4 separate regions of the Mus musculus genome follow, and all the other regions are linked to region 3. The links are chromatin loops, found by intact Hi-C in ENCODE. Cell type or tissue: heart. All regions are shown on one strand. Region 1 holds the start of Ncoa4 (nuclear receptor coactivator 4). Region 2 holds the start of Sema3g (sema domain, immunoglobulin domain (Ig), short basic domain, secreted, (semaphorin) 3G). Region 3 holds the start of Dph3 (diphthamine biosynthesis 3). Region 4 holds the start of Mettl6 (methyltransferase like 6).

The links. Hi-C counts contacts between places; a loop is a spot of excess contacts. Peaks named below come from ENCODE experiments on the same cell type or tissue, not always from the same donor. Only the 100,000 strongest peaks of a DNase experiment are listed, where the experiment ranks them.
Region 1: a loop joins it to region 3, with 4 times the contacts of the local background. A loop is called at or near these places in 8 of 42 quality-filtered maps.
Region 2: a loop joins it to region 3, with 2.4 times the contacts of the local background. A loop is called at or near these places in 2 of 42 quality-filtered maps.
Region 4: it touches region 3 in a loop (2.6-fold over the local background); 3 of 42 quality-filtered maps call a loop at or near these places.

Annotation. Positions count from the first base shown.
Region 1 is chr14:32,155,035-32,163,034 of GRCm38, forward strand. It overlaps Msmb (beta-microseminoprotein), which reads left to right. Exons shown (of 4, transcript NM_020597.3): 4 at 3,033-3,293. The coding sequence ends at 3,162. Ncoa4 (nuclear receptor coactivator 4) reads left to right here and starts at 4,853. Exons shown (of 10, transcript NM_001033988.2): 1 at 4,853-4,976. It also overlaps the pseudogene Gm18909. In heart, a CTCF peak has its summit at 4,742; DNase peaks (open chromatin) are centred at 4,307 and 4,857; H3K4me3 peaks cover 2,239 bases; H3K27ac peaks cover 1,989 bases.
Region 2 is chr14:31,210,747-31,218,746 of GRCm38, forward strand. Tnnc1 (troponin C, cardiac/slow skeletal) reads left to right here. Exons shown (of 6, transcript NM_009393.3): 5 at 534-670; 6 at 760-983. The coding sequence ends at 791. It overlaps Sema3g (sema domain, immunoglobulin domain (Ig), short basic domain, secreted, (semaphorin) 3G), which reads left to right and starts at 7,127. Exons shown (of 16, transcript NM_001025379.1): 1 at 7,127-7,279. The coding sequence starts at 7,165. In heart, CTCF peaks have their summits at 4,890 and 7,073; DNase peaks (open chromatin) are centred at 3,312, 4,111, 5,005, 7,055 and 2 weaker places; H3K4me3 peaks cover 2,997 bases; H3K27ac peaks cover 6,122 bases.
Region 3 is chr14:32,082,074-32,090,073 of GRCm38, forward strand. It overlaps Dph3 (diphthamine biosynthesis 3), which reads right to left and starts at 3,619. Exons shown (of 3, transcript NM_172254.4): 1 at 3,337-3,619; 2 at 2,834-2,908; 3 at 1-1,173. The coding sequence starts at 3,444. The coding sequence ends at 1,108. It overlaps Oxnad1 (oxidoreductase NAD-binding domain containing 1), which reads left to right and starts at 3,655. Exons shown (of 8, transcript NM_145460.2): 1 at 3,655-3,980. In heart, CTCF peaks have their summits at 3,716 and 5,839 (motif pointing left); a DNase peak (open chromatin) is centred at 3,538; H3K4me3 peaks cover 2,889 bases; H3K27ac peaks cover 2,093 bases.
Region 4 is chr14:31,491,187-31,499,186 of GRCm38, forward strand. Mettl6 (methyltransferase like 6) reads right to left here and starts at 3,854. Exons shown (of 6, transcript NM_025907.4): 1 at 3,716-3,854; 2 at 2,411-2,778; 3 at 1,136-1,270. The coding sequence starts at 2,635. Eaf1 (ELL associated factor 1) reads left to right here and starts at 3,893. Exons shown (of 6, transcript NM_028932.4): 1 at 3,893-4,185; 2 at 6,523-6,617. The coding sequence starts at 4,083. In heart, no CTCF peak of the experiment used is centred here; a DNase peak (open chromatin) is centred at 3,895; H3K4me3 peaks cover 3,172 bases; H3K27ac peaks cover 2,330 bases.

The DNA of each region.
Region 1 (8,000 bases), 73 kb after region 3:
TCAGTTGGAATGAGATGGCCCATGGCTTCAACATCCAGACTCTCTGCTTCGGCAATAATTTATTAGTGAGTCAATTATGCGATCTCCTTTGTAACCAATCACAGGCTTCTCTACCTGTGCTCAAGGTCCCCAAAATAACAACTCTGAGACTTAAATTATTTATGAATCAATGCTTAGGCTATAAGTTTGGGCTTGTTTCTGATAGCTCATACACGAACTAATCCATTAAACTAGTCTAAGTTCTGCCATGTGGCTACTTACCTCTCCTTCAGATTCATGCTACCTGCTTCCTCAGCATTTGGGGCAAATCTCCTCTCCTGCCTGACTCTATCCCAGAAATCCTCTCTCACTATCAGAACTCCCACCTCCCTATTTCCTGCCTCAGCTGATAGGCCATGAGTCTTTTATTGACAGGTGATGTCCCCACACATTGCATTCTTTCTCTTAACAAAACCAAACAAGATGTTGGCCCACTCACTTCTGACTCCTCAACTCTGCTGACGTCATAACTTTTGCATGGTCACTTGTCTAGGTAGTCTGCACCTCATCCCTGCTTCCTTGGCTGTCTCCTTCCCTGAAACAGCCCCCTCTTCCTCCACAGTGTGTGGCAGACTGATTTCCCTTAGCAAAGATGTCTCACTGTGGGATGCAGAGCCATCATCCTTGTCTCTGCCCTTCTCCCGATACCATGGTCACTAATCTCTGGTGGGCGTTTGAGAAGGAATGTACAGTCTAAGATGTGTATGAAGCATGCCTGGATACCCACAGGCTCTCTAAGAATTGCCTATTTGCTTTTTTTTTTTTTTTTTGTGGATTGACATGAAGATCTGTTTCAGGGTTCTCATACTCAGAGAAGGGAGGGAACATTTTTTTAATGAATCTGTCTGTCTTGCTGCTTAGTTGTCTCATGAGACCCATTGAAAATATAACTGTTATTGTTAGCCTCAAACTGTGTCTGTGCTCCCAGCTCAAAATATTTGGAGGGACCTTGCTAGTCAATCCGGGAACCTTGTAATGACAGAACTAGCCCGATGCACTTCAGACTAGGGTGAGGGTGTCAGGCATTTTGGTTTATTAGTGGCTCTATCAATAAGATGAGAAATCTTTGCACTGTTCCAGTATCTTCTATCTGGAGAAGAAGGGGTGAGTGACATAAACAACTCCTAGCATTCTCGGTCTCTAACATGGAAAGGTTTTCCCCACTGAGGCTGTTAGCTATTGCTTGTGGGCTGTTTCCCTAGTACAGGGACCAATGGCTGCAAACTGCTTGTTTTCCTTAAATAGAGACACAAACCCAACACGCCAACCCTGGGAGTGGGAGGAAGGGGTGCTGGAGAAATGGCCCTGGGAAGCCAGCTGGGCAGGCCATCTCCCCAGAGCAGCAAGAGGGAGCTGTCCCAGCAACTCAGCATCCATCCTAGCAGCACAAAGCCTGGCAGCCTGGTGGGCCTCTGGAGTCAGTGGGGTGAAAGAGCTCCCTGAGCAAGGGAAGGGCAAGGGCTGCTATCTTTATGGACCCACCTTTGGAACTGATAATAATTTATTTCTCTTTCTTTTTTATACATTTTTTTCTTTTACAGCTACATGTCAAACTTACTTTGCAAATTAAATTGGATTTAAAAGATTTTTTGAAACACATCTCATCATATTCTATATACTCAGGCTGCCCTTGATCTAGCAAACATCCTGCTTCTTCCTCTCAAGTGCTGGGATTAGGGGTGTGCACCACCATTACTGCTTATAGTACTATTTGGTGCTCTGTTTTTTAACCTAATTACTATTTCTGCATTAGTAGCATCTAGCTCATCAAATGTCTTCAAAATGTTATATACTACAAGTAATCTGCTGTTAGCTTTACAAAGAATCAAACCAGAAGATTACATGTCACTGGGGCCTTCCTCTCACAGGACAATGTTCCCATGGGTTTGGGCCATGTAGGCTTGGGTTGAGTGTCCAGTGTCCTGGTAAATTGTGAGACAACTTCCTGCCAGTGTCTCTCTGCATGGCCAGGGAGGGCTGCAAATTCTGATGTTCTTGGAATCAGATGTCCTTTTCCTTTAGGATAAAATTCTGGGTCTTTTTTTGTTATACAGGGCATTGAAATGGCTGCTTTTATACACTTTAGCCAGAGCAGTTTATTTATTCTTTGGTCTTTAGGAAAATATTTATTATTTATTTATGCGTATTGTCTACGTGGATGTCTACGCACAGAAATGCAATTACCCATGAAAGCCAGAAGGTGTTGACTCCCTGGGGCTGGAGTTAGAGGTATCCTCAGGGTGCTGAGAGCCAAACTCCCATTCTTTGAAAGAATAGAAATTGCTTTTAACCACGGACTACATTTCTCTAGCCTGTAGCTTTGCTGAGACAAGGTTTCTCATAGCCTAGACTGGCCTCAAGTTCATTGTGTAGCAGAGCCTAGTCTTAAACTTCTAATCTTTCTGCCTCTACCTCCAAGTGCTGTAATTATAGCTGCATGCCACCATGTCCCAAGCCTATAGATGGGCTTTGAGGGCAATGACTCCTAAAATCGTGTGCCCCTGCATGTGCAGGTGGGTTTTCCCATGATGCTTTGTTTCTACTATCTTCTCCCTGGGATCCATGACCCTGGTCTGGGATGGCTCTCTGCCCCTGTTGGTTGGGTGAGCTCCTCTTCTAACTAGATACCACACAGAGCTGGGACAACCCTTCTCTTCCCACAGTCTAGCACCATTATCGATGACCACTCCCTGGACAGGGAGGGTTGGGAAGACAAGGTTAGTACAAGATTTCCCGTCCCAGAGCGGCCTAGCCCTGCCTTTGGCCTGTTAGAACTTCCCAGTGTCCTTCAGTGCATGCAGGGTAGAATGTAGGACCCTTGTTAGGGATGGTCTCTGTGACTCCATGGCACAAACAGGTACAAATGCTTCTAGCCAAGTGATGCCCTTACATTCCAGGAGACAGGAATGTGTGTAGTCTGCTTCTTGCACAGAGCAGTAGGGCTGGGTGAATGTTTCCTCCCTTCCTAACGTCTTTTCTTGTCTCATTGACAGCGCTACTAGGCCTTTGAGCTATGACAAAGACAACTGTGATGTACAATTCCACCCAGAGAACTGCACCTACAGTGTGGTGGATCGGAAGAACCCAGGGAAGACCTGTCGAGTTGACAGCTGGACTATGTAAATGTGCTTCGTGTGGGCCCAAAAGTGGAGTAACATTTGAACCTTGTATGATTTAAATTTACCAATCATAAGCTTGCAAGGAGGTGACCTGTAATCCCAGCACTCAGAAGGCAGAGGCAGCATATCTTGAAAAACTCAAATAAATAAAAAAACAAACAAGTAAACAAGTAAACAAGTTTGCCAACCATATTTGTATTAACTTAATGCATGTTATACAACCAAACAAATCAACCCAACAATACCAGGTACCAGTTACAGCATCTTTCCTGAGCTCCAACAGGTGTCATGCATGTGTGCTTTCCTATGGGGCCCACATCCATTTCCACCACTTCTACAAATAAGGCTCTTCTGCCTGCATCTTGTTTCTGGTTTAGGCTAGAGAAGTGGTTCAGTGGTTAAGAGCCCCGAAGCTCTTCCAGAGGTTCTGAGTTCCCAGCAACCACATGGTGGCTCAGAACCATCTGTTTCTGCTTTACAATGGAAAAAAGCATGTGTGTTCATGATGAAACCAGACTTCTTCTTTGTCCCTGGTACTCTCATTTATCCTTCCTTCCAGTTACTTAGGTACCCCCTCTTTATCGAGTCCCCACATCACACTGTGTTTGCATAAGGTTAGAACAGGTTAGAGATACTGGAGAAGGGGCTCTCTAGACCTCACGCAGTCTGACAGGAAACTCAGAAGCCGGACTTCTGTGGGTGGTGGGGCCTAGCTCTAGGGTCAGTTAGGTGTGGCATACAGACCAGCTAAAATACACTGACTTGAAACTGTAACATTAATTCTGACATTTATTTACTCAATATTTAAAAAAAAATGTAGCATGTTTTTCCTAAGTTATAAAGCCCATCAGCCTTGTCTTAGTCACTGTTTTATTGCTGTGAAGAGACACCATGACCATGGCAACTCTTACAAAAGGAAGCATTTGCCTGGGCCATCTTTACCATTTCAGAGGCTTTGTCCATTATCAGCATGGCATAAAGCAGGGTGGCCTGCAGGCAGAAGTAGCTCAGAGTACTACATCCAGATCCACATGCAGCAGAAAGAAAGAGTGAGCCACTAAGCCTGGCTTGGACTTCTGAAGCCTCAAAGCCAACCCCCAGTGACATACTTCCTCCCCCAAAGCCACACCCACCCCAACAAGGACACTCACTCTAAGTAGAGCCATCTTCTCATCAGTAAGCATTCAAACACGTGAGCCCGAGAGGGCCATTCTTACTCAAACCACCACAAACCCCAGAGGAAAAAAAGAGTTTATTTTCTTTATTTGCATGACTCTTTTTTGCCTGCATATATACATCTGTACCGTGTGCACGCCTGGTGCCCTTGGAGGTCAGAAGGCACTGGAACCAGGAGGTATGGGTGGTTGTGAGCCATCCTGTAGGTGGCTGGGAACCAAAACTGGGTCCTCTGCAAGAACAGGAAGTGCTTTTTTTTTTTTTTTTCAAGACAGGGTTTCTCTGTGTAGCCCTGGCTGTCCTGGAACTCACTCTGTAGACCAGGCTGTCCTCGAACTCAGAAATCCGCCTGCCTCTGCCTCTGCCTCCGGAGTGCTGGGATTAGAGACTTACTGATAGGCACGAAAATGATCCAGACTAAGGGCAGGGAGTGTTACTGCATGCCTCCACGTTGAGCTCTAAGAAGACTTTGCGCAGGCGCGGAAGGAAATCTCGCGAGACTGTCAGAACACTACCGAGAAGCGTGGTAGGGAGGCCATCCTATCGCGAGAACTCTGTCTTCAGGGTCCGGATCCTTCCACGGCTAAGTGTCTGGGTCGGTCTAAGGTCCGCTCGGATCACCGGAAGGAGCGCTGCCAGCCGGTAAGGACGAGAGTGGCCGGCGGGCGCGCTTCCTCTTCTGCCCTGTGCCCTTCTTCGCTCCGGCCTGTGGCCTGTCCTGCCCTCCCCTCCATTCTTCCCGACCCTCGGGTCCGGGACCACCATCCCACCTGCCTGCACGCGGGGCCCAATGGCCCTTCCCTTCCCCAGGTCACGTCTGCTGTGATCGCCTCTCCAGTCCCCGCGTCGCGCCAGGCCAGAGCTCCTCTCCCTCCCCTCGTCCCGACGCTACCACTTTTCCTTCATGCCCAAGCGCTGGATCTGTCTTCTCTCCTCTGTCCTGTCGACATGTTTCGTTCCTGGGCCACGATTGCAGCCTGAATGCTTCTCTTCCATCCCTTTCCCTACATTGCCCTGACTGTCCTCTGGGTTTATAGCGGTGACAGCCCTGTTTCTCTGGTCCCAGGCGGGCCTGGTTTCCATTACTGACCCAGTGCACATTTGCCCCTATTCCTAGTGGTTTGGCAAGGTGGAATGACTTCTGGAGGCCCACTATCCGTTTCCTTCTCCCAGCAGTCCCTTTAAATCGTTTGATTCGTCCCTTCAGCTGATGAGAAGAGAGAGCTTGCAGAATCATTAATTCATAGCTCGGGCGTTCATTTGCTATATGCTTAGGGTACTGAGGATATAGTAATGTAAAGAAGTGGACGTGCTCCCGGCCCTGATGTGACTTAGCCCTTGCGGTGGGAACAGTATGGGTTTAAGTGCTACAGGCTGGAACTTGGGAGGATGGCTCAAGAATGACAAGTCAGAGGGGCTGGAGTTATCTGACCCTCCTGCACACAGCTCTCCTGCTAGTGTTGTTTAGTAGGTAAGGGCCTGCCACCCTGGCGTCCTTTTGGAAGGACTTGACTTTCCACCCACTTGGTAATTTGGAGTATGGTCATAGACCTTTTGAGTTACTTCCCTGGGTGTGTATGGGACAGGTAAGGCTGTTGGTTCTCCGTTAGCATCCCACTGTGATGTTTCTGAACTTTTAAAGTACATTAGAACATTGGAAAGAATTTCATCCTGTGTGACAAACAGGAGACTAATTTGTACTGCTCAGCAGGTCGCTTGATTTGCTCTGTGGATTTTTTTGTTTGTTTAAGAAGAGTGTCAGATCCCCTTACAAGCCATTGTGAGTCACCTGATGTGGGCCCTAAGAACTGAACTCTGGCCCTTTGATAACCACTGGGCCATCTCTCCAGCCTGGTTTGTTTAGTTTGCTTGAGACTGGCTGCAGGGATCCTGTTGGCTCTGCTGGGTTTACAGACGTACGTGCCACCACACCCAGGTGATTTGCTCTTTGCAAGATTTACTCGCCCGAAGAATTGTTCTGCTAAGTGAGATAATGGGTAGCTGCTGGCACTAACAGTCCCTGCATTTAGATCTCTTTTTTCTTTTTTTTTTACCTCCTCCCTTGGGTCTTTGAGCCTTTCGGAAAATAACCTAGACATTTAAAGTTTTCAGATTGAAGTTTGATGATGACGAACGTGTCTGTCTCTACAGTTACGTTATTCTTTTGAGGAAAATTACCGAACTACAGATGAACTAAGATGCTTCTTAAAGCATCTTGTATCTAGTTTTAGAAGTTAACTTGACTCCCATGGCCAGTTTATGAAAGCAGTGCAGGTTGCTTGTGTCCCAGGGATCTGTATGTAGGTCTTATAGAACTCTGGGTGTCCCGGCACACACCCCTTCTGCACTTGAGAGTCTCTCAGCTAGCTTTCTGGGCCTTTGCCCACACAGTGTTAACACACCGGTCAGTACTTATAGCAACTCACTGAGCCTGTTAGCCACCTTTTTTTACCTGTGCTTCTTATTTCAGAAATCTATTGTTGTCTGTGAATCAGTGGCACAAACGTTCTGCTAGATGGCAGATTCACCATCGTCTCCACAGGAACAACACCACTGTGCCTTTCTGTTCAAGACCTTAAATACTTGAATGACTACATAAACCTTAAACGGCCCCTTCAAAATACCTGGTGCAGATGAGGGGTTTAGACTCATACTAGATCATAGCCAAAAGGCTAAGAGGCAACCAGACTCAGACTTTTGGGTGTAGAAGCCTGTGACTACAGGTATCCTATTTAACCCTGTTAAGCCTATAAGAGTTGCTAAGTTGAGCTCTTCTGCTCTAGGTGTGTCACCAGTGGTACTCTTGTTTCTATGCTTGTCTCTTAGAGGGGCTGTCAGTTGTCCTCAGCTTGCCTTCTGTGACTGTTAAATCTAACACTTCAGACATCATTTGTAAGCTTATCGTCTGTATACCTGAATTAGATAGATTCACAGGCAAGTGAGCTAAATAATTACTGTGTAGGTATTCTGTTTTTAGCTAGCATGAACCACTCATCAGGTGCTCATGACTGTCTTCCTCCAGGTTGGCTTTGCTTGGCTTGATTGCGCGGTAGAATCAACATGTTTTTCTGGGGGACCAGGATTGCACTTGGGGCTTTTGAGCTTGTAGTTCCTCCCATTTGGCATTGCCTTGATTGCCCTACAGACCGAGCAGTTTTGGTTTAGTGTTGAGTGAGTAGGTTAAATGGGCTTAGCTTGTGTCAGTAAGTATAGCATAGTCTTTTAATACGTGGACAATTACAGCTTCCAAAATAATTCAGGTATGTTTTGAGTTTTACTTTAGCTATATTGCTAGTCCCTCAGGCAATTTCTGTGGTACTTACTGCAAAATCTGAGGGGGGAAATGTTGAGTTGGCTGTAAATACAGTGCACATTTTAACCAACAAGCCCATTGTTATTTTGAGTTTGTGGAACTAAGATTTTTGGGTCTGGCAGTTTTAAAAACTGCCTTTCTCAGCACTCATGCTAGGATTGTGATTTCTGTGGAGACAACCCTCATCAGTTCTGTATTGTTTGAAAACAAGAAATTAAGTTTTTCTGGGTGCTGTTGCAAGGGTTCTGGAAGTCCAGAAGGTCTACCAAGAGGCAGAATACTGAGTTCAAGACCGGCTTGAACTACAGGAAACTGTCAGAAACTAAGGGCTAGGGCGTGGCTTAGTTAAAGTG
Region 2 (8,000 bases), 870 kb before region 3:
TGGTGGCGCACACCTTTAATCCCAGCACTCGGGAGATAGAGGCAAGTGAATCTCTGAGTTTGAGGTCAACCTAGTCTACAGAGTGAGTTCCAGGACAGCTAGGGCTGCATAGAAAAACCCTGTCTTGAAAAGAACAAAAGCAAAAACAAACAAGAAAGATAGAAAGAAAGAAAGAGAGAGAGAGAGAGAGAGAGAGAGAGAGAGAGAAGGAAGGAAGGAAGAAAGAAAGAAAGAAAGAAAGAAAGAAAGAAAGAAAGAAAGAAAGGAAGGAAGGAAGAAAGAAAGAAAGAAAGAAAGAGTAGTTTCGGGTAGACACCCTGCAGTCTTTGCATCCAATGAGAGGTGAGACATAGAATGTGCATCTCCTAATGCCCCTGCCCTGCCTCCTGGGGTTGTATATGTGGGTTTGGCTCCTTCCCTCCTCCCCTTCCGTCTCCCCCCCCCTCCACATCCTCCCCTACCCTCTCCCTCCCTCCTCCCCCTCTCCTCTCCCCTCCCCCTCCTCCGCATCCTCCTGGGCTCCCTCCCTGTAGAAACGCTGATGGCTACATTGACTTAGATGAGCTGAAGATGATGCTGCAGGCCACAGGTGAGACCATTACGGAAGATGACATTGAAGAGCTCATGAAGGACGGTGACAAGAACAACGATGGCCGAATTGACTATGACGGTGAGTGGGTGGGAGGACCAGGTGCCCTCTTGTTCATCTTTCACAGGGCTCCTACCACTGACACATACATCATGGCCCTCTTTCCACAGAGTTCCTGGAATTCATGAAGGGTGTGGAGTAGATGCTGGTCTTGCACGGTTGCCTGCGCCTGTTCTCCCCCTCCACCCAGACCCCGTGGTAGGAGTGCAGCTGGGCTCTCTAGACTCTGAGCCTGCCTGTGTCCTTGAACCTTGGCCCTTCCGGACTTTCTCTCCCCATTCCTGTCCTGGGGAACGCAAATAAATCCTTGCTCCCCAGAGGCCTGGTATCTTGCTCTGGTTTTCCTGGGGTCACAGTCTTTTCTCGGGGTTCCCTCTTGCCTGATGACACCATCCCTGTCAGGTTGGCTGCAGAGTCTGTATTCTGACTGCTCAACCCACCTTCTGCCAGAGACTTTCATCAGGTCCGAGACATCGTGCTCTGTACCCCTGATAACTAGGCCCTGCTGTAGCCCCAGAGCCTGTATTCTAAGAAGCTCCTGGAACTCATGAAAGGTGTAGAGTAGACATTTGACCGGCATTCAGAGTTGTCCATTCCCACTTCCTCACTGGGGAGGTAAGGGGTGGTGAACTGCCAGGCTCAGCCAGTAGTCAGCCGACAGATACTCTCTCAGGATGGGAACAGCTAGTTCAGAGGGCACTGGGTGCTCCTTGGCACAGCAACCTCTCCATCCTGTTTGGAATGAAGCTAAACCTCCTGAAACCCAGCAGGCTTACAGCACTGTCGTCCCTCTACCTTGTGGCTTTTTACAGGAATATTGACTCCCGGCCTATGGAGAACTTGTAGTTTGCTCTACCCTCTAGCATTCATTCTACAGACGAGGACCCCATGTCTCAGACAGCCAAGGTCACCTGGCAAATTTGCAGGAGAACCCCATTACCTTGCAGCCAACCAAGGACTCTGACAGACCTGGTTCAAATGGACCTACTGTCTAGTTCCTTTGACCCTCTGAGGCTGGCCTCCAGTCACCTACCTGGTCTTTCTTCCTGACAGGAAATAAAGGCCTAAGGTCTGGTGACATCCCCAGCTTACAAGTGGTATGAGGGGGAGGTGGGTGCAGCAGGTCAGAGCTGCAGCTAGAACAGTGACTAGGGAGGGGAAGTTGGGGGCTTTCAAGGAAGTGGAGGTATTTGTAGCAATACCTTCAGGAGAGACAGCTGATAATGACAACCAGGCTCCAGCCAGAATGCCAGCAGCTGTCCTTGCTCCGCCCTGTGACTGTATTGCCTCCGCACCTGTGCCCCAGCCTAAGCAGTCTCCAGACAGGCTGCACATTCCAGAGATAGTCTTGGAATTCTAGACATGCCTCTGCCAGGCAAGAGATGCCAGGAGTTCCCAGTCCCTGCAAAGCCATGCCTTCGGGATTGGGAACTGCAGAGCTTGGGGTCCTATGAAGATATCCAGAGTGACCCAGCAAGGCTGATGTCCCAGAGGAAGAGGAGCCACAGTGGGTGGGGTAGCCTGCTAGTACATCATTCAGTGACCCGTCGACATACCCTGTCTGCAATTACAGGGTTAGATGCTGGGGTACATCAGAGCGAGGCCTCATTCCTAATCCCAAAGCATGTCTAGCCAACACTGGGAGATGGGAAGACAAAGGAATTCAGAGAAAAAAACAGAACGGTGTGCTGGCCTGACATAAAGTCGTCTTGGAATGATTCCTAGAAGAGGTGGTTTTGAGCTGAACCCCAATGAACACCAGTGAAACAACTGTGGGGTGCGTGAGGGGAAAGACTTGGAATGGGTCTCAAACATGACGAAAGCCTGGCCCCAGCTGCCTCAGGGAGAGGTGGGCAGTACCAGGCCTCCTGTTCTGTCGTGCTTAGGAAGTGATCTATGGTAGTCTGCCTTTGGTTTACAAATGAGTTTAGTAGGCATGTAGAAAGCTAAGGTAAAAGAATAAATAGTGAGTCCTAGATAGCGAGAAGGAACAGTAGCTGACATGATCAAGCCAGGTACTCAGCAGAGTGAGACGCCCTCACAGCTCCATTGACAGTGCAAACAGAAAATACCATCAAAAGGAGATCGGAGCCATCCAGCTAAAATCAACTGGGGAAGCCCTATTTGGGCAACCGCCTGGAGTTCCCCATCTAGAGAGTCTTGGGTGGAGGAGACCGTCTTCTCGGTGAGGCTAGTAAGGCTTCCAAGTAAAAGAACACAGAGCAGCAGATTAGACAATATCAAATCAGGTCCTCCCAACATCCAGAGTCCAACGGGACAAGGTGAAACAGCCAGATGTTCTTGGGTGGAGCCTTCTTCTCCATGGCTTCAGCCCCACTGCAGGCATTTTTTACATTATAGGATTAAATAGTAGGAATATCAGTTGGAAATGGTTGACCTTCTGGCTATTCTCAAGGACACAACTTTTTTTTTTTTTACTCTTAGACTTAATCTGTCTCCTGTTGCAGAGCTAGGGGGCGAGTTTGCCACAGGAAATATTTTGGAAAATAGTTGAAATAACCATGCTGGGATCTGGGACAGAAGAGCCGCCCTTTGCTCCCAGAGTCCACTCTCAACAAGCTTAAACAGCACAGGATGGTTTGCCAATACACTATACATTGCACACTCCTGAGCAGCTCAGCTTACATAAGAAGTGAGGCACTCGGGGCTGCGGAAGGGGGAAGGGTTGTGAGAGAGCCAGGAGGCCTGCCAGTGGCCGGGAGAGAAGGCAGGGTGGCTTACTGTGGATGCCCAAGGAGAGGGCACAGAAGATCCTGGGTTTGGGGAATAATATGAAACTCGTAAAGGGAATTGTTGAAGGCTCGGACTTTAGAGGACCAGGGACTCGAGGCTGACTCTCTGAGTTTTGGTCACAGTGACATTTCTTGAGGTATGGAAGCCTAGGCAAGTACTGGTTTAGATCAGAGGTGTTGAGGATGGAGGAATGGGCACATAGGAAGTGGTGGGGACACAGAGGAAGGGGCGGGGGCACAGGGAAAGGGGCAGGGGCTAAAGGAAGAAGAGGGAAAAAGGAAGAAGAGGGGTGTCTGAGGATGGGTGGGGGGTGACTGGCATGCTGGCAAGAACAACGCGTCACAGATGATAAAAAAGCAGGGCACTGCTGAGCAGTGGTGGCGCACAACTTTCATCCCAGCACTTGGGAGGTAGAGGCAGGCAGATTTCTGAGTTCGAGGCCAGCTGGTCTACAGAGAGTTCCAGGATAGCCAGGGCTACACAGAGAAACCCTGTCTCAAAAAACAACAGCAACAAAACAAAAAACCCAAACAAACAAACAAACAAAAGCAGGACACCTCAGTCACCATTGTCCACAAGGTTGGGTCATAGTGCTAGGCCCACAGTTTGAACTGGGCAAGGAAGAGTGAGGCTTGACACAGTGGTGAGGGGGTAGACAAGTGGCCTCAATGCTTGAAAGATTGTGGTCCAGATGGCAGTGTGGGTGTGGCTACTGAGTGTAGTGGTAGAACCCAGAGGAAGGACGGTGTGGCCTGGGCGACCACTTGAAGAGCGGCTGAGGTATGTGAAGGAGGCAGGGTGATGGGCAGTGAGAGCTGATGGGAAGGGAACAGAGTCAAGCCCACTGTGATGGGAGGAAGAAGATGGGTGAGTCTGCCTCTAGTGCAGCCCCCAGCAGCCATACTCCTGGGGTTTAGAAGTGAGAACTGCCCAGAAGAAACGTTAGGGAAAGAGAGAATGCCTCTGCCCACCCTGGCTCTCTCCTCAGCAGCTGACAGAGGCGGGAACAGTTCTGGGAGACATGAAGGAGATCATGACCCATCTGCTGAAGGGAATTCTATAAAAGACCATGTGGATTAAAGGCAGGAGGGGAGTCCATTCTTCCGGCATTATTGCCTCAGCATTTTACCCAGGAATGGCTGGGCTATATGACCCTGTGTGTATCCACCTGGTGGCACCTGCTGTAGGGACACGCACATCACATATGAATCAACCCAGGAGCCCCAGCTCCCTGAAGCTAAGGCCACTTGTGTGCATCACCTAATCCTGTCCTCCCCACCGCTGAATTACGTCATCCTTTGCCCAGGTAGTGCTTTCTCCATGAAGCCTCCTTAAGATTTTTCCCTTTAGAAGAAACCACTGGTGCATCTTTTGTTGTGTCTGTGTCTTTGTATTGTGGTGCCCAGGTAAGCGCTGGATTTCTCAGGAGAGGGTTTCCGCACGAAAATAGACTGGCACCTTTGCTCTCTCATGAAGTTCCACCTTTGTCCATTAGGTGGCATGGGGTGTCTGTGCTAGGCTGGCTGACCTGTGCCTTCAGGGTGCCTTTCCGGATGCCATCTGCAGCTGGCAGGAAGGGTCTTTTAGGAAAGCCCTCGATCCTGTTCTCTAGCCTGGGAAACGGAGGAAGGGAGGGATGGGGAGGGGGGCGGAAGAGTGAGACATCTGACAGGATCCACACACTTGAGTTTGGGTTTCTAGGCTTCCTTCTGTGCTGTGAAGTAGCCTGCCTGCCCCACAAGCCTGTCCGGGTAGACACAGCCGCAGCTGAAGGTCTGGCTGAGTAGAGACCCCCACGATGGTGGATGGAGGAGTGGTTTGGTCCTCTGCTCACACGCTCTGCTTGGGGCCACATGCTGGCCAAAGGACTGGGTGTTCAGCTCAATCTCAAGCAAGACAGAAGGCCTCAGCCTGGGCTAGATACCACCACGTTTCCCCAGGGAGGTAGATGCAGAATGTCTCCACCCTACTGAGACCCCAGGACAGAACCACTACTGTAGCGGCCTCTGCTGTACAGGCGTCGTTCTTCAGTTTTGTAAGTTCCTACACAGGATGGCTGGTCCTTGCCTCAGGAGAAGGCAGATCCAGGAAATAAAGGCTTGCATCCTTCAGCAGACTCAGAGGCAGAGGTGGGAAGGAGCCAGTTACTGGTGTCTCTGAGCAGCGCCTGATCTGCTTCCAAGTAAGAACACCACCACCACCACCACCACCACCACCACCACCACCACCACCACCACCATATTAGTGTTCTAGGGTCCAGGGGCACAGGGAGGTGAAGTTACGAGCCATAGGTCCTTCTTGAGCTGAGCCAAGGAATAATCTGTTTTCTTTCTAGAGAAGAGATAGGGAGGGGAGGTAAGGTCCCAGAACACTAGCCCTCCAGGAGGCCCAGAAGCAGAGGAGGGTTCCAGGGCGGAGCTGAACCTGTTCTCAGCCGTCTGTGGTCTGAGCCATGACTCTCTCTGAAAGGTTGGTGGGGAGCATCCTGCTTCCCCCCTTCTGAGGTCTCAGGCCATTCCATCTGGGAGGCCTACCCTATGGGTGTTTCTAGAACCCTGGGAGCTGAAAGGAGAGTTCAGGGCAGGGTGAGGTGAGAGGTGGGGTCAGCAGGTCCAGAAACTGCTCTGAAAGTGTGTGTGTGTGTGGGGGGGGTGTCCCACTTACCCAGATTCAGGGCCTTGGTGCATCTTCCCCTTGGCTCCTTTTAATGCACTCCACACCAGAGTTTAGGGCAGAACTGTGATCCCTGTAGAGCCCATGGGCTTGGGAGGAACTCACCACGGACCTATTGTGCTCTGGCCCCTGGGCCTCCAAAGCACTGGGGCCTGGAGGAAGCAAGACAATAGAAGTTCTCCTAAGCATGGAATAAAAGCATGGAATAAAACTTACCCCTTACCTCAGAGCAAGCCTGCTGAACTGAGATAGAGCCCTGTGGATTCAGAGAGGGGCTGTGGAGCCTGGGGAGGTCTGGGTGGGAGCCTTAGGTCAGTGGTTCTCAACCTTCCTAACGCTGCAACCCTTTAGTACAGTTCCTCATGTTGTGATGATTCTCCAACCATAAAATTATTTTCATTGCTACCTCATAACTGCCATTTTGTTAGCGTTATGAATTGTAATGTACATCTCCGTGGTTTCAGATGATCTTAGGCGACTCCTGTGAAAAGCCCATTTGACCCTCAAAGGGGCCGTGACCCACAGGCTGAGAACCATTGCCTCCGTTTCTTACCAGTGCCAGACCTATGATGTATGGCTGGACCTTAAGCCCTACCAGCATGAAGTTGAAGTGAATCCTCTACCCACACAGCAGCTTAGGCACAGGGGAGAGCTTGGCAGTCAGGTCAAGGATACCTGGCTGGCTCAGGACTAGTGATGCCTCTCTGGAGAGGCAGGGAGTAAAGCCAGACCCCCACCTGATTCCTGACCTCTCTCTCAGGTTATCCCTTCCCCTTGCTGCTTTGTTGGAGCCTAGGCACTTGCATTTGTGAGTGTCTGTCATTCAAACTGTCCACACCTCAGCTGGGTCAGAGTCTCCCAAGGGGGAGCAGGCCAGTTAGCTGCACGGGCATTGAGCGGGCCGGCCGGCTGAGGTGGCCGGAGAAACTGCAGGTAGATGGCAGGCTTGGAGCACTTCGCTCTTCCTCTCCCGCCTTCCCGCCCAGCACTGGGTGGAGCCACTGCCTTATAAGTGGCTGGCCTGGTGGCAGCAGAGCAAACTACATCCAGCAGCAGGATCAGAGGGCAGCTCATTTTTTTTTCCCAGCATGGACCCATCTGCGTGGGCCATCTGCTGCCTCCTGGGGAGCCTTCTGTTCCATGTGGGCATCCCCAGCCCTGGTCCCAGCCCCAGTGTGCCTCGTCTGCGGCTCTCCTACAGAGGTACTGGCCAGTGCTGTCCTGTTTGTGTGCATGCTGTGAATGTCTGTGAATGTCCGTGGCTCTAGGACATCCTTTAATCAGCCAGCAGCAGCATGGGTAAGGTTTCCTGGTCAGACCCTGAATGATGCTAGGGATGACTGTGGGCAGGAAAGGTAGACACATCCTGAGAGCCATGGCCAAAGTGGAAGACTAATACAAGGGGGAAACTGAGGAGACTGCTACAAAGGAAGGGTGGGAGATGGAAACAAGGAAGGGGGACGGAGGTACAGAGCAGAGGGAGGGTATAAAGAGGGTCTGGGCAGACATCAAGGGAGTGGGTAGAAGTCTGTCCTTCTGGTCCTGAGCCACAAGGAAAGGAGGAGCCTCTCCCACCTCTTGTAGCCTGTCCTGACTTATCATCATCCACGCTCACTTGACCATCCTCTCTCCATCTATAGTCCAGGAGAGTCTCAGCTTTCCTCTGCCATCTTCTCTCGGTGTCTCTGTCTCTGTCTCTGTCTCTCTGTCTCTGTTTCTCTCTGTCTCTCTCTCTGTCTCTCTCTCTGTCTCTGTCTCTCTCTCTCTCTCTCTCTCTCTCTCTCTCTCTCTCTCTCTCTCTCTCTGTGTGTGTGTGTGTGTGTGTGTGTGTAGAAGTGGTTCTCCGCTCTAGCCTAGCTGTGTGGTTCTGCCTTTTTTGATGGTCTGAGACAAATAAAACTAGGATTTAATTATAGATTCTTCT
Region 3 (8,000 bases):
CCTGTTGTAGCGTCTGCACTTCTTAAGACTAACGGTGACACAAAACTGTGCCCCGTTACAACCACTACAGATAGGATCAGCCTCGCCCGTCTAAGATGAACCCATCAGGCCTTTCAAGAAATAAAGGCCCTGATACAGAAATACTTGTTTCCAGCTGGCAATACTCACGCACTTTCACTTGGCAAGTTAGCAGGCTTCACGCCTCGCGCTGCTGCCAGCTAAGGTACCTCACTTGGCTGTTTCCTTTTAACCTGTCCTGACATAAGGATGCACGAGGCATTAAAGAACAGTGTCTCTTTTACTAAGTCACTTCAGACGTCCCTCCTTCCTCACTAACTGGAAGCTACAGAGAAACTGTGGTCTTACGGTCTAATACCAGGACTGCACTTGGCGCGTGAAAAGTAACAGAAATGACTGAGAACAGGAACAACGCAGTCACGGCAAGCCTAGGTGGCTGGCTGATGAATGAGCCGCAAGTGCAGCTCTGGAAAAGGCAGATGTTTCTAGGAAAGGCCTCACCTGAACCACCTCAGAAACTATGTCAAAATGTAATCTTTGAAAAGCTCCCATCACGGGCTGGAAAGATGGTTCCAAGGTTAGGAATGTGTAGTGCTTTCAGGGAACCAAAGTTTGGGTCCCAGCATCCACGTCAGGTGGCTCCCAACTGCCTGGGACTCCTGCTCCAGGAGATCCATCTTGGGCAACGGTACTCATATGCACGTACCCACACACAAATGCACATACACACACAATTAAGAATAAAATAATAAATCTTAAAAAAATAAAAGACACTCAGGATTGAGGCGGATGATGTTATTTTCAGAAAATGAATTTCCAGATGTTCAAATGATGCAGCCGACTGAAGGAAAAACCACAGTTTATAATAAGGCTCTTCCTTAAATTCAGACGGACAATTAGGAATCCTTCCAGTCCCAGTATGGAATCCAGGGCTGGCATGTCATAGGCTCCCTTTTTCATGCTGAGTTCAGTGGCTGATGAAGATCACACCCCTGAGGCTGCCCATCGAGGAGGTTGGTAACTCTGCACTGGATCCATCCACCTGGGCTCAGCCCCCACGGTTCAGGATGTGGGTACCTGAGAGCCTCTTCAGCATTTAACTAACTCCTTGTTGGTTGAAGGTGCTGGGACTGTTTCTCCACACATGAACTGATCCTAAGAAGAAGAAGAAATGCTATTAGCCGCCGGGTGTTTGTCTCACAAATGCATTAACATTACTTTCCTTTGGCCACAGAATCAATCTGGCTATTAGTTTTTTTCACTGTTCTGTCATCTTGTTTTCTTTCCTTCTTTCTTTCTTTTAATGCTAGCAATGAAAAAAAAAATCAAGATGTGAAATTTAGGGGAAAATCCATTTATAGTATTATAAAAATGCCAACAAATTTAGTTTAAAATTTTTATGACTTACGTACCAAGAACTAACTGCTGCTCAGGGATGGTCTGTGCTGTATGGCCTCAGCCCTTGGTCTTCCTAATAGATATTAGTAGCTACCCCAGTTGACACAACTGGAAACAAAGGAACATTCAAAGACTTTTGGTTTTTTGTTTGTATGTAGGTATGTACCCCACATGTGTGGGGGGTGCCCGTGAGGGAAGAAGAGGGCACCAGATTCCCTGGGGCTAGAGTTGCAGGTGGCTGTGAGCCACCACTGTGGAAGATGTAAATGGCCACTCCTTTTGGAAGCTCTTAGCCTCTAATCCATCTCCCCAGACCCAATAACACTTTATTTTTGTACAGAGAGCTGGTGTCAGCACTAGAACCAGAATCTAAAAGTATACTGAAGTTTAGCCCTGAGGTCATTAGTTAATATGCAGTGTCTCATAAATATCTTAGCTAGGGAGCAACCAGTTCCCAGAAATAAACACATCACAACTATCAAGTTTTTATATTTCAGATCAATATCTGGTCATTCAAATATGTAACCTCTTCAAAATGAGTAATAAAAAGAATGCCTTTGTGTGTTTCCCAACATATACCTGCAACAGTAACTACTTGTAAATGAAGTTCACACTCTGATCTTTCATGCTGGTTTATGCCAGCTACCACAAAAACTTTCCCAGTTACTACACATCCTCTACAGTGTGATTCCCAAGGAGTCAGTCCCTAGTCTGTCCATTGTTCTTTGCTCCATAAACCATTTTAAAATAAGAATGAATCATTACATTTCTATTATTGTCTAAATTAACACCTGCTTCTCCCACAAAGTTCTGTGCTTTGGTCCAACTTACCCTATAGTCATTTTAGAATTTATCCTCTAGACTGTTACATTCTGTACTTAGACTCCAAAGCACTAACTGAGCTTTGGGTGGGAAGTAAAGATATTTACCCCTTTTCTATTGCCATTCCTAATGGATACAAAGGAACATGGAACTGTAACATTACATCTAGGAACTATATCTCAAACAAGGTAGATTCTGTACATAAGCTAGGCAAGCAATAAAATGCAATCTTCTAAAAATATCCTAGAGCTCTGAACAAACTAAATATTAAATACAAGAGAAATGTCAAAAGGAAGAACATCAATTAAAATAACCATAATTTTTCATTCCTGATTAAGTCATCAATTTTCATTACAAAGCAATTTCTTTATTGCCCTTTCCAAAGTGATCATAAGTTACATAAAAGGCAGATCTCTGTGAATTCAAGGCCAGCCTGGTTCACATCATGAGTTCCAGTATAGCCAGGGCTACTTAAGGTCCCTGTCTCAAAAAACAAACCAACACCCAACACTCTTCCGCCCTTTTCTATCAGACAGGCTCCTTTAGGCCCTTGTCATTAGCTCACACCACCCATCCCCTTTAACATATCCCTTACTTTGTCATAAATCACTTTTATAATGAGTGAGCAGCTAGGACACGTGGCCACATCTTCTCCATTTTCCAAATCTTCCTACAACGCAATCAAACAACATATGGTCAGCATAGCCTTTCGTCAACTTCCCATAAATCTCTCCTATGTCTATGGGCAAGTCTTTAGTTGGGTAACAACACAAAGAACTTTCCTCCCAAGTGTCATCTAGGAAAAAAAAACAGGGAGATTAGATTGGTTCGATCGCCTCCAAAACCCTGGGGTACAAAATCAAGTTCCCTTCTTCAAAGAAGCTCCCAGGGGAAAAAAAAATAGAAAAAAAAGAAAAACACTTAGGGGCGGGACTACGGAGAACAGCGCCCTTAACCCGACCCTGTATGCTAGACAGCCTAGGTTACTACTTTAGGGGCGGGGGTTCGGAAGAACACGTGGGTAACTGAGCCTTCCCAGGGACACCGGAAGCGACAATGCGCAAGCTCGAGGGATCGCCGGCGGGCCCTTTAGAGTACCTTGGTGATGGCAAAGTTATCCCCACAGGGGCAAGGGTAGAAATATGTCTCCGAGTCCTCGTCATATTGAAAGTCCTCGATCTCCACCTCGTCGTGAAACACCGCCATGGTCACCCGGTCGGCACCGCATCAGCTTGCCTACCTGCGCCCAGGCAGGGTAAGGCCCGGTCTTCCCGGTCCACCCTGGCGCAGGAACAGTCACTTCCGGACGCACAGGCGATGACGTAACTTCTACCGCCGCGGCCAAAAGGGTGACCCGGTCGCGGTCGCCATGGAGATAGCGCCGGAAAGATGGTGCTTCCTGCGCAGCAGCGTTGCGCAGTTCTCCGTCCACTGGGTGCCAGCGACCAATAGTGTGAAGGGCTCCCTCTCATGGCGGTTACGTCAGTCCGGGGCCCGGGGAGTTTGGGCTTGGGATATAAACGAGTTTTCTATGCAGGTGGAGTCTTGTCCTCCATAGCTGACTTCAGAGGACATTAAAAGAATTGGCGGAGGCTACGCCCTCTTGAAAGGGGGAATCATTGAGGCTCAGGGAGCCACACAGCGTCCTCTCCAGTTCTCGGCCCACAGCGCTCCTGCAATTGCGTTTCAGGCGACCTTGAACTCTGAGTGACTCTTGGCCTGTTATGAGTTCTTGCCTGCAGGTACATCACTGCCTCTCTCACCCCAGCCACTTTCTGATACCCCGGTTGTGTTGTAGAGAACCAAGATCTGCAAGACAGGGGCGAGTTCTAGCCATATTTTAAATATTCACTGCAGTGGTGGGCACAGTAGCTTTTAATTATTGGGGTTTTTAGTGGGCAACCTATATGTTAAACTTGATCTTGAGGTTCAAAAATCCATTTTATTCATCTTTAACATAGATTTAGAGACTGGGCATCTTGCCCAAGATTGCATACCTAGGCCATAACGATGAGCCTAGCTGTCTCTAAAGCCCAGGAACAAATTATTTATGTGAACTTTAGTTCTCGGTAAAAGGAATGGTGTTCCTGGTATTTTCGTCAGCGTGCAGCCTCTTCTTTGAGAAGCACGTTGTTCCGAGAGCCGTGCTGGGCTTGTTCCGGTTACAACCAGGGACTTTGGAGTAGTGCTAAGCAGTTACTCATCTCACTGGAGGAGTGCAGTGTAGTGAAAAGTAGTATGGCAGAACTGGATTCCAGTTTGACTTGAAGAGCTCTGGGGGTTGGAAAATTACATTCTTTGGTTCTTACATCCTCTTCTGAGAGTAGATCCTTTGGAATCTAACATTCTTTTGCACGAGAATGAATAGTTCAGCAGTCATGTATGACTTATGTAGTTTACATTTCTGTAACAGTGTTTAAGTATGTACAGTTGTGTGCATAAATTACCAATTTTGTGCATGTTTAAAGGACACTATATTTTGAAGCCTTTTTGAAGTGTGAAAACCTATGGGCAGAGAAGCCTTTGGGAGGAAAAAACCCAGAACTTAAGTGTATGGAAGGTTGTTTCAAAGATCTCCATTCCTTTTTTTTTTTTTTTTTTTAACATAATTGAAGATCTAAATAGCAATTAGGAGATCTTTGTAGCCTGTTGCAGGTTAGCTGTAGCCTGTCTGGGCAGAAGAGAAATGCAGTGAAAGCCTTCTATCTTTATGGGTATAAATACTTCCCAGGTAACCTCTGGGACACAGGAAGAAAACTGATTTCCAAGTGTCTGTCTTTAGTTCAGATGATCTTTAGTTCTTATGAGCCATTCTTGAATGCGCAGAAATGGATGCAGTTGTTGGTAGGGAATGGCCTGGCAAGTATATCGATCTGTAACCCCAGCATTGATGCAAGCAGGGGCAGAAACAGGTGGATCTCTGGAGCGCAGGGGCCGACAAGTTGGTGAGCTCCATATTGGGGAGGCTACCGGCCACACGAGGCTCGTAGTGTGTATAAGTTCTTAGGTCTTTTATTTAAAAAGCAAACACACAAAAGGCTGAAGAGCTGGTTCATCAGTTAATATCACTGCTGCTCTTCCTGAAGACCGACGTTAAATTCCTAGCACCTATATTGAAGTTAGTTATGTCTATAACTCCAGTTCCGGGCCACCCTTTTCTGGCCATGTGGTTGCTGGGAATTGAACTCAGGATCTCTAGAAGTGTAGTCAGTGCTCTTAACTGCCAAGCCATCTCTCCAGCCCTGGACCTGATGTTTTAGAAAGCAGTTCAGACCCATCAAAAACAAATTTCTGGGGCATCTTAAAGACTGAAGTTATAATCAGCTAGCTTTTCTTTTTAACTTCTCAACAAATCATTTGTGTGCATATTATTTAAAATAGTAAAGGAAAAACTTAATGAGCCATTTATTTATGGTAGTTGACACTGGGTTCTGGATAATTCTTATGTGTGTTTGATCATTAGAATAACACAGTGAGGGCTGGTGAGATGGCTCAGTGGGTAAGAGCACCCGACTGCTCTTCCGAAGGTCAGGAGTTCAAATCCCAGCAACCACATGGTGGCTCACAACCATCCGTAATGAGATCTGGTGCCCTCTTCTGGAGTGTCTGAAGACAGCTTCAGTGTACTTACATATAATAAATAAATCTTTAAAAAAAAAAAAAAAAAAAAAGATTCACCTTAAAAAAAAAAAAAAAAAAAAAGAATAACACAGTGAAGTACAGATGGGGTGTGTCTTTAGCCCTGGGAAATGAGGTCTAGGGGCTGAAGAATTCGCTAAGGCAAAGCTCAAAAGTCACGATGCCAACTTGGACTCTTTTGGTCCTAGAACCTAGAACTCTTTTTTGTTTGTTTGTTTGTTTGTGGTTTTGTTTTTTGTTTTTGTTTTTTTCGGGACGAACCAGACTGCCTGGTCTGTTTCTGGCAGAATGAGAGGAAGCCAGCAGGGCTGTTCCTACAGTAGGAACCTCTCAGCAAGTTGAAGGGCTCTGATTCCCAAACATTTTTAATACTGTCCTACCATCTCTGGCCGCTGTTCTACCAGAATCTTTTTTTTTTTAAAAGATTTATTTATTTATTATATGTAAGTAAGTACACTGTAGCTGTCTTCAGATACTCCAGAAGAGGGGGTCAGATCTTGTTACAGATGGTTGTGAGCCACCATGTGGTTGCTGGGATTTGAACTCTGGACCTTCGGAAGAACAGTCGGGTGCTCTTACCCACTGAGCCATCTCACCAGTCCATCTACCAGAATCTTAAGCTAGAGTCTTGACTTCCTGCTTTAACGTGGGTGACCATTTAAAAGTACCAAGATCATGTCCTTGTTCTGAACTTGGTTCAGTTGCTGTGAGTGCCCTTCAGGGAAGTTTCACTTTGGACACACTTTGGACCTTCACTTTGGACACATAGGCACATGTACGGGTTCCTGGCATTCTCACCCAGCTCCTCTTAACTCGCCAGCGTTGTTTCTTGCTTGGGCTTTGTTCCTTCCAAGATCTCTGCTGCAGTGTGCTTCATGTCTCCCCTTCATGTCTGCCTGGCTGTCTCGATCGGCTCTGCTTTCATCTCAGCTGCTGTCAGCCCCCAGAGTCCTTCACTAGTACTCCCCATAGCGGCCCCCACCACCCTTCCTTACACTCCGCCTCATCTGTAGGTGTAGTTATCACCTGTCTCCTGGCCAGCTTCTCAGGCTTGGCAGAAGGCACCCTTATCTACTGCACCATCTTGCCAATCTGATTTTTTCTTTTTAATACTTTCGTATAAGAACTGGAATAAAGCCGGGCAGTGGTGACACACACCTTTAATACCAGCACTTGGGAGGCAGAGGCAGGCGGATTTCTGAGTTCAAGGCCAGCCTGTTCTACGGAGTGAGTTCCAGGACAGCCAGGGCTATACAGAGAAACCCTGTCTCAAAAAAATAAAAATAAATTTAAAAAAGAACTAGAATAAAGTTCAGAAGGCAAGTTGAACACAATTTTATAAAAATACCGTTACTTGCCAGTTATTGGCACTCTTAGGCTTGGTACTGTTAGCAAAATTCAGACTTTGAAAAAGAGCAGCTTTTAAAAGTTAATTTTCCTTAGTTTCCAGTTCAGTTGAGAAGTAGACATTTGTAAAAATGTTTATTTTAGTAGCAGTTCTCTAAAGCATTAAGTGGAACAATGTCCACCTTTCACGGGAGGATTAACTTAGTAGGGATTTTGGTCCAAAATGTCATATAAGTGAATCATCTCTCTAGGGGTTGACTGATTTTTCTTTCTTCAGCACAGCACTAGATCCAGCTGGGCAGGACCATAATGGGAAGCCCCTGTGGTGAGACAGGAAGGAGGGCCACAGATACTCCATTGCAACAGTGTGGCGGGGACTTCGTGGGCTGGGTAGCCTATGTCACAGGAGTTGACTGGGCCAAGGAAAATTAAGAGGCAGCAGCAGAAGAGTAATCAAAAAGAAATGTCCACCTGAGGGGAGGATTAACACCTGAGGGGAGGATTAACACTGAGGGAGAGGAATGTAACATGGCCCCTCACTTCAATCTGGGCTGGGGCTCAAACCCAGGGCCTGTGGGCAGCCAAGTAAGCGCTCTACTACTGGGCTTCACACTTACAGATCTAAAGGAATCTCTTCTTTTGCAAGTAAGACCTGATGAGGCTTTTCTGTTATTGTCTTTGTACTTACCAACTTATTGTCTCTGACATTGCAGGACCTCTGTGGAAATTTCAGTATATGAAAAACTTCTCTGTGTTCTGGGTGGTGCAAATCTAGA
Region 4 (8,000 bases), 590 kb before region 3:
GGCAATGGAAACAATAAATGATTATCTAAGTGCCAGGCGTAAAGAATTCTTACACATGAAGCCTGTTACCTCAAAAGTAAAATGCTAATAAATTTGATATGAGCTAGGAATGGTGGTGCACACATATAATTCCAGGACTCAGGAAGGCTGAGGCAAGAGGATCAACAGTTTAACCTGCCTCAGCTTGGGCTATCTCAACAACAATAACAACAACAACAAGACATAATTAAATCCTGCATTAGAAAAGGGCTACAATTAATAATATTGAAAAGGAAAAAAAGAGATGCTTGTAACATATGCATGATTAACAAACATCCTTACTATATTCTAAAATAAGAACAGAAAAATAGGCAAAAGTTATGCACAGATTAATTCTTACAACTAGCACACAGTAAGCTCTCACTAAACACACGGAGAAGAAAGGAGGTAATGGTAGAAAAAAAAAGGTATGTGTATTTACGAATTTTAGTCTTCAATATCTCTAGTAATGAGAAAAATAAAATGCTCAGACTTTTTTTTCTTAGATTGGTGAAAGAAAAGAAAAATAAACCCGAGGAAACAATTATTGGTAAAACTAAAAACCGGCATGGTCTTTTGAAAGGAAATGTAGCATTATCTATTAAAACGTAAACATTCACATCTCTATTTTTTGGGGGGGGGGGGGTTGAGACAGGGTTTCTCTGTGTAGCCCTGCCTGTCCTGGAACTCACTCCATAGACCAGGCTGGCCTGGAACTCAGAAATCTGCTTGCCTCTGCCTCCCAAGTGCTGGGATTAAAGGTGTGCACCACCACTGCACAGCCACATCCTTCTTTCTAAGGGATTCTGTTTCCTCCATTACTCATCACAGAGGACTGTGCCTGTGAGTTTTGTGAAGCATGTATACAATCCTGGTCACAGTAACCTATCTTAAAAGGGCACGCAATCAGACACCAACCTACAAAGTAAGCCATATGAATCAAGCACAGAGACTGTTTAGTAGTATCTCTGCTTTGCTTTGAATCAAATATTTTCACGTGCACAGGCAACAGAAAACGGCTTCCGTGGTGCTCATGGCTGGTGAGCTCCTGGATGAGGACACGACTAGACAAAGGCATAAGGAAACAAGCAGCGGAATACATATACGGTGCACCAACCTTCACGTAGTCAACTGCCCTTGGAGAAAAATCACAGGCATAGGCAAAGAGATTCAAGTCTTCTTCTAAAAGTGGGAATAAACAGTTCCCAACCCCACAGCCAGCCTCCAACAAAGTCAATTTTTGACCTTCATACTGAGGAATGAGAACACAGAAGTTATAACACATTGCGTTTGCATAATAAACATACCAAGCTAAAATGTTCAGTAGGCACGAGATGTCTCTGACCTCAAGAGGCAGATACTAAACAACAGAGCTAGTGAGAAAAAGTTAAACACTGGCACCTCATTTATAATCATTCGACAATGGGCAGTTAGTTCAGTGTGAAAAATAAGGCAGCCACAGCACAGTGCATACACTCTGGGCTAACCTCCTCCTCAAATCCCAACTCCTCTTTTGCCCCTGGATTCCATCCTCGGGCAACTCACTTCTATAGCTCTGTGCCTCAATCGTTTTTCCTGCAAACAGGAACAACACGAATGCACTTCAGAGAGTTGCTATGAAGCTTAACTAAGGGAACAGATGCAAAATTCTTAGAAAACAGTACAGCAAATGTTCATTAACTACCAAGCAGCTTCAATCTGTCACTAAAGTGTAGTCTGAATATTTACTATTTCTAACCTTCACATCAGCTTTAACTAAGCAGAAAGCATTAGGGGGCTGGAGAGACGGCTCAGTGGTTAGGAGAACACATGTTCAATTCCCTGCATTCATATGGCCACCTACAACTGCCTGTAATTCCAGTTCTGGTGGCCCTGACACCCTCTTCTGACTTCCACAGACACTAGACATGCATATGGTACATAGATATACATGCAAGCAAAACACCCATATGCATAATAAAATAAACAAATCTAAAAAGAAAACCTTAAAGCTCTGTTTTCTATTAAACAGCCCAGACATTGCTAAACATACTTGAAACAAATCAGAACTCTCCATAGGTACATTCTGACAGACGTCCTAATTTTCTTTAGGGTAGCTCAGTCAGTAAAGTGCTTGCCACACAACCACTAGCACTCAGGTAAAAAACTGGACGTGGTGCCGCACAGTTGGAATCTCATTCTAGGAAGGCTCCCTGGGGATTACTGGCTATCTAGCCCAAGCTAATCTGTGTGCCCCAAGTCTACTGAGAGACCCTGTTTCAAAAAACAAGACAGCTCCTGAGAAACGGCACCTAAGGGTGCCATCTGGGAGCACTCTCTACATGTAACAAAGGACCTCTCTTCTAGGCATCATAAATGAAGATGGCTCGAGCCAGGAGAAACCCCAGCCTACCTCCCTACATGATCTCAACTCCTCAAACTCTCTGGTGGTCCAGTGTCTGTCCTTGAAAAAATTGGTACTGTTTCTTTTATAAAAAAGGTCCCAGTTCTTCTGAGCCTCTTTTTCCAGTTTTTGCTGTTTAAAAGCAGACACCAAAGCTTGGTCTCTTTTCAGTTTCTCCTCTTCTTCAGTGCTAAGAATCCTTGCTTGCAGTCCTTTCCTTTGGAAAGAAGCCATTGTAGTTGCCGGAAACACATTCAATGCTGCTATAGGTCCTCTGTTCTTCAACCATCTGAACAAACGATGCTGAGATTGTAGACACTGGAGTTTCTCTGATGCAGTTTCCCCAGGTGACTTTCCAGCTCCAACAGGATACGATGCTACTTAGGAAAGAGAAAGGGGGGGAGGGGGTTGACTGATTGATTCTGACTAGTGATTCTCTAACAACCTGCCTGCTTCTCTCCCCATCCTGTTCATCTGAGCCAGGGGCTGTCCCTGAAGCCCAGCCTGTCCCTTGAATGTACTTCCTCTTGCCTCATCCTCCCAACTCGGGTGACCAGGGCCTCATCAAGCTAGATCGTTCTTTATTATTTCTAGAGCTTGGATTCTAAACGAGTCCAAGACTCGGGGAGAGGTTCCCGGAGGGCTCTTTAAGGCTCCGGGGTCAATTCACTTAACACTCCCGAGATGCTGACTCTGCCCAACACCCTGCCGGGGTCTGGAGAGGTCATAAAGACCAAGACAGTCTCTACTGCATAGAGCTTACTACACTCAGAGACCAGAACTCTCACGGACCGGACTCCCAATTCAAATCAGATGAGCCAAGTACTACAAGAAATAGGTTTACTTAGGGCAAAGGGACGCATCCACGAGTTGACTGAGAAAATGTGAGAAAAAAAAATTCTCATCAACGTTCAGTGCCCGTGGGAAACGTGACTTCAAAACAACGGCAACAACCGCCCTAACCGAAAGCGGGTAGACGATTGCCTAACAGACACGGGATCGCGGGGGGGCTAAGGAGGTGACGGAGCTGATCCGGAGAGGCCGGGGTTTCTGATCGTACCCATAAACTGAAGGAAGCGTCGTCGGCCAGGAGAACTGAAATCCTCTCATCGCAACCATGGAGCGAAGTAGGGGGAAGGGTGACTGAGGTCCCGAGAACCGTCATCGCTCTCTGAACCCTCGGATAAAGCAGGCCGCTAGGGTCTCGGGCATGTCCAGGGACACTCATACCTACATTCAAACTCGCGTCCACTCAGTTCCCCACGCTCTGAGCTCCCAGGGTCCCCAGCAAAGAACAGGTCAGGGCGCACTCACCCGTCAGTCAAGCCCAGGCGTCGGCAGCAGAATCTTCTAGCTGACCTGGGCTCCTCCTTAGACCAGAAAACTGTGGGCTGCAGCAGTCCCGGAGAACTCTCTCTCCATGGCACTGCCCCCGCTATTTCCGTTGGGGAGACGGAAGTCCCTCCCCAATGCCGGAAGTGCAGCGGCCTTACTTCCGCAGAGTCTCTCGAGACGCGGAGTAGATTGGTTTCCGGCCCCGGGTGGGCGCGGACTTGGTTCAGTGCGCGCTCCGGAGCGGTGTCCCGGGAGCGCGGTCCTGCGGGCCGCTTGCGCGGGGATCCGGGGGGACTGCGGCCGCGCGAGGAGAGCTCCAATCCGGGTGCCGGGCAAGTGCAAGGCCATGAACGGCACGGCGAACCCGCTGCTGGACCGGGAGGAACACTGTCTGCGGCTAGGGGAAAGCTTCGAGAAGCGGCCGCGGGCCTCCTTCCACACGATTCGCTGTGAGTGAGCGCCCCTCCAGGTTCACTTGGGGCTCCCTGGCCGCCACGTGCAAGCCCAGACTCCCCTGGCTAATCCCGGCTCGAAAGCGTCGCTTTCCTTACCTCTCATCCCTTAGCCTCTGGAACTTCGATCTGCTCTTTTACTTTGAAATCTCTTCTCCCAAACCAAACCTCTGATTGCTGCCAACTATTCTTTTACTTTACAGTCTCAAATACCACTTCAGAAAGTCATAGCCCCTTTATTTCAAATTCCCCTTCCCAGCCCTTAAGCCAAACTTTTCTCCTTTAGTAGCGATGCCCATTTCTCCTCCCTTGTGTCCCCGTTCTCTTTGTCGAATTCTTCCATCAGGGCTCTTGCCCTGGAAAAGTCTTCCGTTTGCTACGAGTGTCGTTTACTTCATTCCTTCCCTTGCTCCTTTCCCCTTGCTCTTGGTCTCCTCCACAGCCAGGGAACCTGCATTCTTCGTGCCACCCATAAGGTTTCTTCTTCCTCTCTGCTTATGACACTGATTTTGTTGTTGTTGCTGTTCGAGACAGTCTTACTAGTGATGCTGGCCTAGAAATTACTATATAATTCAGGCCAGCGCTGAACATGCTGCAGTCCTCCTACCTCAGCTTCTGTGGTGCTGAAAATATGGACCTGATCCACCATACCTAGCTAGATTAATGTCACCTACTTCACCTTAACTTCTGGGCCAACTCACTTGTGGGTGAAGAATAAAATTAGAGTTTGTGCATCTGGCATAAATTAAAGCCTGATCTATGTTTGGAAAATGAAGAAGGCAGCATAAGGAATGTGGAAAGAGTCATTATGTTGGGCCCTTTCCTACGTGATTATAGACTCTGAAAGGGGTATTGCCACTGTGTGTCCTGAGTCAGGACATGGCTGACCAAACCAAGCACATCCCTGTGAATCACAGGCGTCGGGTTTCCGGTAGCGTTAGTGTGGGTTAAGACCTGCTTTGTCATGGGAGCTAATCGATGTGACTCAACACACAGGCAGGGGGGTGTGTTAGATATTAAAGTCCCATCTCTGTGTGGCCTCTTGTCACATAGCTGCATCTGTGCTTTGCACCCACAGCAGACTCAGCTGTTGCAGAGAGACAGTACTGGGGAAACGATAAGATTGTCATTTCCCAGTTGACTAATTTGTTCCTCCACAGAAGAGCAGTGTAAGTTTAAGTGCAATTCTGCACATGTGCTCCTGGCCTGCAGTTTGAGTCAGGTGCGAAGTAAAATGGCTGTTCCTATTGTGTAAGTGTAATTTGCAAGAATAAGCAGGGTAATTTCTGGAGTTCGCCAGTCTGCTTCTGAACATAGCCAGACTTTTTTCCCCCACCAAAATGAGAACTTGAATGTGGCATGTTCTATTTTAGAACATTTCTGTGCAAAAAGAGGCCAACCTCATGTGGCCTGCTGTGTCTTATGTAGGATTTATAGTTAAGAATGTCTGCTGAAAGCAGGCAGAGGTGTTGCACGCCATCCCAGCACTTGGGAGGCAGAGGCAGGCAGATTTCTAAGTTCGAGGTCAGCCTGGTCTATGAGTTCCAGGACAGCCAGGGCTATACAGAGAAATCCCTGTCTCGAACCCTCCTCCCCCCCCCCCCAAAAAAAGAATGTTTGCTGTGTTGCTTTTATACACACAGTTTTTATATACACAGTTCTGGTATTACCTTATTATGGATGGTGAGATGTTAATTGTGTGCCTGACACTTGGAAGAAGGGATTGTCTTACATTAACATAAGAGAGTGTAAGTTTCAGAGAGTATATAAGTTTCAGCTCCCTGTACTAAATGATGGTATAGTTGAAGGCAGCGTATATAGAGGTGTTTCTGAGTTGATAACTATTGGGTGAGAGCATTTGGGGCTCATTATTACCGTGAATGAAGCATATGAAGTTTTCTATGACAAAGTCTTTTAGAATTGTAAATGAGAGGGCTGGGGAGTTGGTTCAGTCTGTGAAGTACTTGATATGAAAATATGAATATCCGGGTTGGAATCCACATAAAGGAGCCACAGGATAAACAGTTCCTATCTCAGTGCCAGAAATATTGAGACAGAAGGATTACTGGGGACCCACCGGCCAGCTGGCCTTGCCTGTTCAGTGAGTTCCAGGCTAATGAGAGACCCTGGTCAAAAAAACCAAGACAAATAGTACTTAAGAGATTATCTAAAGCTGTCTTCCATAGGTACCTGCAGATATTTGTACACATGTACCTGTGCATATACAGGCACATAAAGGCATTCTCAACTGCTTTTATTTAATCTGAAATTAAAATGCCCAAGAAGTCTTCATTTTCAGCCACCCAGTGGGAAATATCCATTGTTTCCTTTTAGACGATTTTAAGCCAGCATCAATAGACACTTCCTGTGAAGGAGAACTCCAGGTTGGCAAAGGAGATGAAGTCACCATTACGCTGCCACACATCCCTGTAAGTTGTTTCCAATGTTGATCTAATGTAACGACCTTGTGTTTTATTTACAGTTCAAATTTCCTTCTATTTATTTATTTATTTATTTATTTATTTTAAATGTTTAGAGAGCTAACGTAAGTAAAAAAGGAATTTAGGAGTCAGATGGGTTCTTACTCATGCGTCTTGGGACTTGGTTTAGGTAGTTCTTTGTCTCTAGTCTTTACTCCCCATCTCTGTCCAATATATAGTATAGTAGGCAAGGTTCCGTCTAGACAGTGGCCCCTTTGCTAGACATATATAACACTTATCCCAAGCAGTTCTGGAGAAAAGGGCCCTATGTGCCCTGCATAGCAATAGCAGCTCCTGAACATAGAACAGCCAGAAGGCAGGCCAGGAGCCAGAGTGACATCTCTATATTTAGTAAGGGATCCGGTGCAGGCTGATGGTCCTAGGCAGGAACCAAAGTTTGGAACACTCAGCTAATTTAGGGGTGAAGAACTCAGTTAAAAGCTGCACCAAAGACTTGGAAGAAAAGACTTTGTACTGTAAGGCTCTCTTCAGGGCAGCACTGTGAGTCTGGGGTGGTAGCTCAGTGATAGAGGTCTTGCCTTGCACGCATGAGGTCTTAGGGTCAATTCCCAGTTCAGCCAAAGGAAAACAGAAGGGAGACCTGTGTTTGCGTTCACGACACCTTGGGCTGGGGAGATGGCTTGAGGAAATGAAGTACTCAAGCAGGAGGACTGGAGTTTGGGTGCCTCAGAACCCATGTAAAAACCATGGCAGACATGGCAGCTGCTGTGAGCCCACAGTCACAGATAAGGACATGGTATCCCCTGGGCAAGCTGTCTAGCTAGACTTAGTTGGATTGAGCAAAAGAACCTGCCTCAAAAAAGAAAAGTGGAGAGTGATTGAGGAGGGAGCCTGATGTCAGCTTTGGGCTTTTAGGTGCATGTAGATACACACATGCACCTGTACCTATTTCTGCCCACACACAGAAAACACGAGAAAACACGTGTACATGCACACACACACAGAAGAAATAAACAGAAAACAGTTAGACTAGAAAAGCTCCTTAGTACGTGTCACGGCTCTGTCCTCAGACACAGCAAGTTCTGTAACTGGTGACAGAGTGCAGACTGCAGCAAACCTGGAAGCCCTGGAGCAGAGGGAACAGCCTTTTCATCTGAACTCCTGTTTCATTACATGTTGCCCATGGAAGATTACATCATCTCCCATTGGACCTGAGTTTCCCAAGTGAAAAATGAAGGGGTTAGGTACATGGTCCCTATGCACCCTTCAGACTTAAGTTTCTACTGTGCAGTTAAGGGGCTGAAGAGCCAAGCAATTTAGTTTGCTGTTGTTTTGTTTTGTGCTTCTATAAATTCTGAACAACAAGTTAAA